Regions from separate parts of the Homo sapiens genome. Here all the other regions are linked to region 2. Evidence: chromatin contacts called from ENCODE Hi-C data. All regions are on one chromosome and are shown on one strand. The core of a region is the stretch at or near the end of the contact, and the rest is flanking DNA. Distances in the headings are between cores, read along the strand shown. Region 1 holds the start of MYOF (myoferlin). Region 2 holds the start of HELLS (helicase, lymphoid specific). Region 3 holds the start of TCTN3 (tectonic family member 3).

The links. Hi-C counts contacts between places; a loop is a spot of excess contacts on that map. Pooled maps may share reads with other maps.
Region 1: a loop to region 2 is called in a pooled map, with 8 times the contacts of the local background. The contact joins the promoter of MYOF here to the promoter of HELLS in region 2. A Hi-C loop is called at or near these places in 1 of 168 maps with a recorded cell type or tissue (CD8-positive, alpha-beta T cell), 2 of 37 single-sample maps with no recorded cell type and 8 of 50 pooled maps.
Region 3: a map of CD8-positive, alpha-beta T cell shows a loop between it and region 2 (6-fold over the local background). The contact joins the promoter of TCTN3 here to the promoter of HELLS in region 2. A Hi-C loop is called at or near these places in 2 of 168 maps with a recorded cell type or tissue (CD4-positive, alpha-beta memory T cell and CD8-positive, alpha-beta T cell) and 5 of 50 pooled maps.

The regions. Positions count from the first base shown.
Region 1 is chr10:93,480,428-93,483,672 of GRCh38, reverse strand. MYOF (myoferlin) reads left to right here and starts at 1,339. Exons shown (of 54, transcript NM_013451.4): 1 at 1,339-1,566. The coding sequence starts at 1,479.
Region 2 is chr10:94,543,873-94,547,120 of GRCh38, reverse strand. HELLS (helicase, lymphoid specific) reads right to left here and starts at 1,333. Exons shown (of 22, transcript NM_018063.5): 1 at 1,169-1,333; 2 at 623-744. The coding sequence starts at 1,199. RefSeq lists enhancers at 404-1,027, 1,028-1,652, 2,190-2,239, 1,653-2,277 and a silencer at 1,400-1,479.
Region 3 is chr10:95,691,774-95,695,227 of GRCh38, reverse strand. TCTN3 (tectonic family member 3) reads left to right here and starts at 1,301. Exons shown (of 14, transcript NM_015631.6): 1 at 1,301-1,584; 2 at 1,752-1,875; 3 at 2,190-2,308. The coding sequence starts at 1,329. It also overlaps a transcript of ENTPD1 not described here. RefSeq lists enhancers at 341-842, 1,317-1,596.

The sequences.
Region 1 (3,245 bases), core at 90-2,589, 1.1 Mb after region 2:
GTGAGACCACAAATAAGCATGAACTTCTTACATGTGCAAATTACTGTGTGCTTTGTGCCAGCTCCTATGCTATGACCTTTATCTTATAACAGCCTTTATCCCCAGTTCATAGATGAGGAAACTGAGGAAGAGAGGGGTTAAGAAACTTGCTCGCCAGCACGGTGGCTCAAGCCAGTAAAGCTCAAGCCAGTAAAGCTCAAGCCACGGAGGCCGAGGCGGGCGGATCACAAGGTCAAGAGATCGAGACCATCCTTGCCAGCATGGTGAAACCCCGTCTCTACTAAAAATACAAAAAAAAAAAAAATTAGCTGCGTGTGGTGGCGCACGCCTGTAGTCCCAGCTACTCGGGAGACTGAGGCAGGAGAATCGCTTGAACCCGGGAGGCAGAGGTTGCAGTGAGCCAAGATCGCTACACTGCACTCCAGCCTGGTGACAGAGCGAGACTCCGTCAAAAAAAAAAAAGAAAAGAAAAGAAAAGAAAAGAAACTTGCTAAGATGACGTAGCTCAGGGTGGTGAGGCAGAGTCTCACACTCAGATCTGGCTGACTAACCCCAGGCCGCCTCTTGTGATCTCAGCCAAGCTGCACTGTCTTCATGCACCCTCTGGGACAGAAAGACACCATGGGCAGCTGTAGGTCCAGAAACAGTGGGGAGTCACTTCTCCATTTTCACTGAAGGCAATTGGCAGCATTTGAAGAGCCGGGAAAACTTAGGCGCCCAGCTCTCACCTCTGAAGGGGTTTTGAAGAAATTCTATGTTCAGTCCTTTATATATATATATATATATATATATATATATATATATATATATATATATATATATATATAATTATTTATACATATATGTAATTATTTATATATCCCATGCCTGGATCGCGTTTACTTGAAATAAACGCTGTCATTCGTTTGCCGTCCAGTAAGAGGCACCCTTTAGCTGCTTTAAAAAAGCTGAACATAGGGTTACTGAGTGGGTGTGTTCAATGGCGTGAGAAGTAACAGCGAAAAGTCAAAAGCAAATAATGACTAAAGTTTTAAAACTCCTTGAAACTCAGAAAAGAATGAAAGCAGTGACGGAAAAATCAATTAATTCAGTTTCACGAACCATTGCTAAAAGGCAGCAACATTTTAGTGGTTTCCTGACCTACCCGTATTTCTTAGCTCCAAATTCATGTTGGTTTCATTTGTCGCACGGAATTATTTTTAGTTTAGGGTTTGTCCTTTTCACTTCCACATTTCCCGAATTCATAAGTCTGTGCCTGCGGCACTGCGTAGACGCGGGGAGTTCGGTATCAGTTTACACGTTGCCTTCAGTAAAATCCGCCAGAGGTCCACCCATTTTGCCTTTTCCCCTTCCTTGCCCTGGGAGAAATCCTCCCTTCACTGGGAGAGAACTTCTCTCCCAGGGCGGTGCGACCCGGAGCTCCAGCGCCCTAGTCTCCACTTCGTTTGCTGAAACTTGCTTTCTACCAGCTAAGAACCATGCTGCGAGTGATTGTGGAATCTGCCAGCAATATCCCTAAAACGAAATTTGGCAAGCCGGATCCTATTGTTTCTGTCATTTTTAAGGGTAAGAAAAAGTTTTCTTCTTTTTCTGAAGTCCTGTTTTGGAATGTTAGTTTCTTGAGTCACCTTCTTGAAAAGTCTGCATTTAGACAGCTGATGAAGCCAAGTCTCTCCAGCAGCGTTTGTTACCTGCGCAGGACAGGGGAGAGGACCCGTTTCTGGGGAAGGCATTTAATTTTCTCCAGGGCTTGAGACTCATGGAATGACCTGATGTTTTAGCTCTAAGAGTGTGATTTCTGTAAGCTCTTGGCAGAAAACGTATTTGCGAATCACTAAATTTCAGGTATCAACAAACATCTGTATTGGTTCAAAGTAAGTTTCAGTAGTCTTAGATGCATTTTTTCTCTGCCTGTGAGAAATGGGTAAAGGAGGAAGAAGAGCAATTAAATTGTTGGAGACACCATTACTCCTTGAACCAGCCTGACGCTGCTTTGATTGTCACTGGGTTTCTGGGAGGTGGGATGGGTGAAGTTCATAGTTTTATTGAGTTTTCCTGCCCTTTTGTGCCTTTGTAATTGTTTTTATATCTAAACTGTTGGGGAGCTTTTTTTGTACATTCTGTAGCTTTTAAATTGCTCATTGAGGAAAGAACTCTGGACAGCTAGTTTGCAATTTGGGGATCTAGTTCTATCTTGCCTGCTGAATGACCTTGGGCAAGTTACTTCATTTCTCTGGGATCTCAATTTTCTTTTCTGCAAAACAGGCGAGAAGGGTTTAGACAAGATCATCTCTAAAAACCTCATGGTTGGCTGAGCACAGTGGCTCCTCAACCCTGAGCCAACTTTGGGAGGCCAAGGCAGGAGGATTGCTTGAGCCCAGGAGTTTGAGGCTACAGTGAGCCGTGATCACGCCACTGCACTCCAGCCTGGGTGTAAAAATAAATAAAAATAAAAGGCTCATGGTAATTTTAAAAGGCTATTTTTCTATGACACTTGATTGCCATTGCAGGGGAGGGGACAGGAATGCTTGGTGTCATGGTACAATTTGATGTAAGTGACTTAGTTTTGGCTAAAGTGGGGTTTCTAAATCTCAGTGTGGAGGCTTTATCTATTTTGTTTGTCATTGGTAAGACTGCCAACTCACTTCTTGGCAAGAGGGATGGGAAAGAGAGGGAAAGGCAGAGAGAGTGGGAGCATGGATAGACATGTGTTTCCTGACCATGCCTTGCTACATTTCTCGTTTCTTCCAGGAGCCTGACTGCTACTCCCTGTCAGTTCCTGAGGCATCTATACCTTTCGCCTTTCTGTTTCCCGTTTTTCCCCTTTATTTCTCTTCTTAAACCTCTCTCTCTGAGGATGAGCAAGAAAATGAAAGAAATGAAACTCAAAGCTGGCTGGCTGGGTGTGGTGACTTCTGCCTGTAATCCCAGAACTTTGGGAGGCTGAGGTGGGTGGATCACATGAGGGCAGGAGTTCGAGACCAGCCAGGCCAACATGGCAAAACCCCATCTCTACTAAAAATACAAAAATTAGCCGGGCATGGTGGCACATGCCTATAATCCCAGCTACTCGGGAGGCTGAGGCAGGAGGATTGCTTCAACCCAGGAGGAGGAGGTTGCAGTGAGCCGAGATCATGCTACTGCACTCCAACCTGGGCAACAGAGTGAGACTCCGTCTCAAAAAAAAAAAAAAAAAAAAAAAAAAGCTGGCAAATTGTTGGTTGGTTAAAAAAAAAATCTAAAGG
Region 2 (3,248 bases), core at 84-2,583:
ACTTACAAAATGCTCTCTACAAGAAAACTACAGCAACTTGTCATTGAAAAAGTACGGCACATTTTTAGCTAAAGAATCTTATGTAGCAATACACAGGCCATGAAACCAAAAGAAAAACAAACAGCAAGTTGATCACTTAGGTGGAAAACAGCACTACAGTATAAGGAAATCATTAGACTTGGATTCCAGCCCAGCCTTTGATTGATGCTAACTTCTCCTGCCCTCAGTCTAGTACATTACTTCTGCAGGTTTTAGCGATTCCTGTTTGCCATGAGACATACATTTAAGGTAATTTTTAAAGGAAATAAGGATGACAAACGAAAAAACTCACTATGGACTTTGAAAGACTTTTCATGGCTAAACAAGCAATCTGAAATGCTCATTTAAAAGTGATGGGACTACCAAGACTACATCTCATAGAAACACACCATTCAAAGCACTTGCGAAAGGATTCTCAAAGGCAATATCTGTAAACATACAAAAAAGACAAGTAATAAAGCTGTTTTCTTTCAGTTATTAAAAAGCCCACTAAATAGGAAAGCAAAGAACACAAACCACACCTCCGGGTTAAAGCCGAGGTTACCACAGGCTTTCACGACGACGAACCTGATGCCTAAATTACCTTTTCCAGCATCTTCCGCTCTCTCTCTAGTCCAGCAGCTTCAAGCTGTTCTTCCTCTTCTAGCATGGCCGGGGTAATCACAGCAGTGTCCAGTTGTTCAACCATTGCTGGAGCCTCCGAGCCTGACGGGGGAGAAAGCTTTCAAATTGCAGTTTTAAAAAAATTACCAACTACTCAACTCCAACAAGAAACAGCCTTTCTCCCACCCGAGATGCACTGGAGCAAAAGCTGAAGACCGAGGGGACGCCAGCATCACCTCTCAGAAGACACCGTAAGTCTTCACAATGTCTACAAGTCGCCTGGACCACAGTTTACAACTCGGGATGCTCGGGAAAATGCAGTTGCCTATGTGAAATCTTCACCGGCATGCTAATACGTGCGATTCCGGGGTGTCCTCCACTCACCGTTGCAGTTTCCCAACCCTCCTTTCCTCCTCAGTCCCTGCCCGGGGTCGGCTCCCTCCCCGAAACTCCGCCGCAGCCTCCATGCTTGCCCACCTCAGCCCCGCAGGCTGCCACCCGCGCCCAAAAGGTTTTCCTCACTCACCGCCGCTGCCCGCGGGCCGTTCCGCTGGCATGCCTGGACACTCACCCGGGAACCGGGTCCCCTCCTCTCAGAGCCTGCAATGCCGCGAGCTAACTCCTCACAACCGCTGCCGGCCCAGCCTTCTAGCCAAATCCCCCGCCAGGGAAAAAAGCGCGCTTCTCCTTCGCGGGAAAATCCTGTCATCTCGCGATACCTTACATTCCCCACCCGCCCTCCCGCCCCGCTGCGCGAGATTTGGCGCAGCTTGCGGTTTTCGTCAGGACTGACCTGTGGCAACCGTAAACCTTTACCTGGACCTCTCTCAGGAGGAAACTGGGTCCCGCTGCCGAACTCAGCCTGTAACTATCCTGTGAGATTGGGCGAGGTGGCCGATCGTGGAGAACCCAGTTTCCTCACATATCTGGTTCCGAACTACGCAATTAAAGTTTGATAGTGCTGTTAATACTTTGCAAGGCGCCTTCCAACGCTGGCTGCTGTGATTGAGCACCCGCTAGCCCATGATCCTGTAGGTAGAGACGTCTGCGTATCTGCACGAGGATGTCAGAAACAGAAACATTTTTATAGGGCCAGCCTCGCCGCACCCGCAGCGCGCGGCTCACATCTTAAGTGAAAAATCCCCCAAAATGACAAAGAGGAGGGCTTTTTTGTGGGTGGGACGGGAGAGAGAAGGAACAGGAAATTAAGATTATGACTGGGTTAAAGAAAGCTGTTTAGGATAAGGGCAAGCTGAAAGAAGTGATGGACCAAGCGGAGTGGCCAGCAGAAGGAAGATTCAGGAAACCAAACAGGATTCATTCATTCGAGTGGGCAGTGAAGGAAGGAGCGGAGCTTTTCTTGTCCCTGGTTTTCACTTCAGCTTTCAATTCCTCCTTTTCTTGTTTGCATTCCTTTTCAACTATTTCCTTTGTCTCCCTCTCCAGGGCTCCCTTTCCCACCTCCAATTTCTTAAGATGTATGGCATTAAATATACCTACCATGTAACCACCCGTTTCCTTCATTTTGACTCCCACAACTTGTATGATTGTGTCTATACAAAATTTAAGAGTTTACAAGCCGGGTGCGGTGACTCACGCCTGTAATCCCAGCACTTTCGGAGCCCAAGGCGGGTGGATCACGAGGTCAGGAGTTCAAGACCAGCCTGGCCAAGATGGTGAAACCCTGTCTCTACTAAAAATACAAAACAGCCGGGCACGGTGGCAGGCGCCTGTAGTCCCAGCTACTCGGGAGGCTGAGGCAGGAGAATCGCCTGAACCTGGGCGGCAGAGGTTGCAGTGAGCAGAGATCGCGCCATTGCACTCCAGCCTGGGCAACAGGGAGAGACTCCGTCTCATAAAAAATAGAAACGAAACCTAGTCTCTATATTTTATTTTATTAAGATAGGGTCTCACTCTGTCGTCCAGGCAGGAGTGCAATGGCACGATCTCTGCTCACTGCAATCTCCACCTCCTGGGCTCAGTTGATCCTCCCACCTCAGCCTAGCAAGTAGCTGAGACTACAGGTGCGTGCCACCACGCCCGGACATTTTAGTGTCGGACATTAGCCCATTCCAGGCTAATTTTTGTTGGTTTGGGGTTTTTGTGTGTTTTTGTTTTTTGGTAGAGACGGTTTTTCGCCATGTTATCTAGACTGGTCTCGAACTCCTAGGTTCAAGGGATCCTCCCAACTCGGCCTCCGGAAGTGCTGAGAGTGCAGGCGTGACACATTGTGCCTGGCCCCTACAAACATTTCCAAAATTAGCCGGCTGTGGTGGCACATGCCTGTGGTCCTAGTACTTGGGAGGCTGAGGTGGGAGAATCACTTGATCCCAGGTGGTCAAGGCTGCAGTGAGCCGAGATTGTAACACTGCACTCCAGCCTGGGTGATAAAGCTACACTTTGTCTCAAAAAAAAAAAAAAAAAAAAAAAAAAAAAAAACCATGGGAATAAAGGGAAATCTTGAGTTGCTTCAAGGGAAATTCCAGGAACCTAGCTAGCCCTGACAAGTAAATAAGCAACTTGATAAGGAAGAAGGTAATGGTAGCCTAAAACAACAGCCCAGGAAGTTAGATTCAGGAGATGTTTGGTTCCTTTATAAAAACTAG
Region 3 (3,454 bases), core at 52-2,551, 1.1 Mb before region 2:
TACAATTTAAAAATTAAAAATTCAGGCCAGGCACAGCGACTCACAGCTGTAATCCCAGCACTTTAGGAGGCCAAGGCGGGAGGGTCACTTGAGGTCAGGAATTCGAGACCAGCCTGGACAACATGGTGAAACCCCATCTCTACTAAAAATAAAAATAAAATTAGCCGGGCGTGGTGGCGCGTGCCTGTCATCCCAGCTACTCAGGAGGCTGAAACAGAAGAATCACCTGAATCCTAGAGGCAGAGGTTGCAGTGAGCTGAGATCACACCACTGCACTCCAGCCTGAGCGACAGAGCGAAACACCGTCTCAAAAAAAAAAAAAAAAAAAAAAATCAGCTCCTCAGTCACGCTAGCCACATTTCAAGCGCACAATTGCCACATAAGGCCGGTGACTACCATGCTGGACAGTGCAGCTACGGTACATTTCCAATACCGAAGGAAAGTCCCATGGCCCGCGCTGCTGTGGGGAATCGGAAGAGGCACGCCATTCCCGGGAAGAACAAAAACCTCCTAGAGAGGCTTAAAAAATTTGCCATTAACACGGGGAAAAAAATCTTCTATTTCCATTCCTCCATCTTATTTTCTCACCTCCTAGACAATGTTTCTTTTTTTTATTCTTTCTCTCCCTATTTTCTCACATTTTTCCTGCCCTTTTTTCTTATTTTTCTCTCACTGCTTTTTCTAACAACAAACATGCAGTCCATCTTTAATGATTTGATGCATTTCTTTAGGGTTTTCAAAATTTCTCAATGTTAAAATGTAAGGAGCTGAATGAACATTATTTCTAATGTGTTTTTTTTTTTTTTAAAAAAGCCATATTTAGAGGAGACTGTTTTTTAAGGTATGTGACCTTAGGTGTGTTTCCCCCACCTGAGAACATTATTCTTCCATAGAAAGGGTTTCTCACCGTTGGAATCCGGGGTGAAAAAAAATTTGCAATTCTAGTTCCGGCCTCTGGGGTTTCCTTGCACCGGAGGCCGGGCTCAGTCCTCTGGGCCGCGAAGTGGGCGCGGAACCTCTCGGTCCGCCGAACTCCTACCGCCACCTAGCGGAAGGAAGGCGCAAGGGCTTCTTCGTCACTGACGGTTGCCAGGCAACGGAGGCACGGCCCGGCCCGCGTTAAGGAGGAGGGCGCAGACCGAAGGACACTGAAAGAGCTGTAACAACCCCACTTTCGATTGGTTGAAGAGCTCTCAGCCTTCTCATGAGCCAATGAGAAGAGGCACGCGGATGGCGTCAGACGCTATGCGACTCCTCCCACCCACGCTCTGGCAATGCGATTGGAGACCGCGGAGGCCTACGTCGGACCCGGAGGCCCTGAATGCCCCATGCGCACCCCACAGCTCGCGCTCCTGCAAGTGTTCTTTCTGGTGTTCCCCGATGGCGTCCGGCCTCAGCCCTCTTCCTCCCCATCAGGGGCAGTGCCCACGTCTTTGGAGCTGCAGCGAGGGACGGATGGCGGAACCCTCCAGTCCCCTTCAGAGGCGACTGCAACTCGCCCGGCCGTGCCTGGACTCCCTACAGTGGTCCCTACTCTCGTGACTCCCTCGGCCCCTGGGAATAGGACTGTGGACCTCTTCCCAGGTGAGGGAAAACGTTGTGGGGGTGGAAACTTACTTCTGAGATCTAAAATTCTGTGAGCAAAGTTGAGCTGCCACAAAGCAGGAGTGGGGCTGTCGGAAGAAGGAGGGTGAGCACCTGGGAGAGTTTGGGGATCTTCATCCCACTCACTCTGTGTCGTACTTTCATAGTCTTACCGATCTGTGTCTGTGACTTGACTCCTGGAGCCTGCGATATAAATTGCTGCTGCGACAGGGACTGCTATCTTCTCCATCCGAGGACAGTTTTCTCCTTCTGCCTTCCAGGCAGCGTAAGGTGAGCTTCGTTGCTCAGACTGAATCCTAAAGGGGTTTGGGGCCTACAACGGGTAACATTTGGATGTAAGAAGAGTTAGTCTTTGTGCCTCCCACCCGTACTTCCACTCCTAGGACATTCCCTTGGTTTTTCCTAGGAATTGCCTTTTCTGATTCTCTAGAGCAGGGCTGGCCAGTAGAATAAGACCTTCGTGTCGTCCTATAGGTGCCCAAGGAGTCCTCTTTGGCATCATCTGGCCGATATTGCTGGGACACTCTTTTTTGGACCTGCCCCGCCCCTTCTAAATATATCTTCTCCCTCCTCTTTCCTCACAGGTCTTCAAGCTGGGTTTGTGTAGACAACTCTGTTATCTTCAGGAGTAATTCCCCGTTTCCTTCAAGAGTTTTCATGGATTCTAATGGAATCAGGCAGTTTTGTGTCCATGTGAACAACTGTGAGTAGAAACATGTTGGTTGTTCTCATTTTCTAACACAGGAGTGTTATATTTTGTCTTCCCTGGCCCACATTGGAAGAAGAATTGTCTTGGGCCACACGTAAAATACACTAACGATAGCTGATGAGTTAAAAACAACAACAAAAAAAAAGCAAAAAAAATGTCAAATGTTTTAAGAAAGTTTACAAATTTGTGTTGTTGGGCTGCATTCATAAGCCGTCCTGGGCTGCATGCGGCCGGTGGGTTGCAGGTTGGACAAGCTTGGTCTAACATTTATTGAGAATTGGCTTTTATTCTGGCCTTTTTTCCATTTCTTTTTTTTAAACTTTTTTTTTTTTTGTCCTTTGAATCTCTACGCCTCTTTCTGCCTCTTCTCTCTTATTACGGAATACATTTGCATTTTTGTTTTTTTTTGAGACGGAGCCTCCACCTATCGCCAGGAGTGCAGTGCAGTGGCACGATCTCAGCTCACTGCAACCTCCACCTCCCGGATTAAAGTGATTCTCCTGCCTTAGCTTCCCGAGTAGCTGGGACTATGGGTGTGTGCCACCATGACCAGCTAATTTTTGTATTTTTAGTAGAGACGGGGTTTTGCAATGTTGGCCAGGATGGTCTTGATCTCTTGACCTCATGGGCCACCCACCTCGACCCCCAAAGTGCTGGGATTACAGGTGTGAGCCACCGCGCCTGGCCACATTTGCAACTTTTTATGTTCTGTTGGCTATGGATCAGAAAACTCATAAAGAACTTTAATTTCAATCATTTTAATCATTCCTCTTAACTCAGATAATCACAGATAGACTATATTCCCCACTTACTACAATCTCCATGAGGGTACTAACTGAATCCCCAGTGCCTAACACATAGTAAGCACCAAATAATGTTTGAATGAACATCTTTGACAAATGAGTCTATGCCAACCTTATTTTCATTTCATGAGGCAACAGTGTAGGAGGAGCATTAGATTAGGATCTCAGTCCTGCCATTTCCTTACCAGCTATACAGACTTGGGCAAATCCCTTAGCATTTCCAGGCTCGTTTCTTCAACTGTAAAGTGAGAAATAATATCATTGGCTTTGTATATGAAAGCGCTCTACAACTGTAGAGTACAATAAAGATTAGAGGTTATTATTATTGGGGATGGTT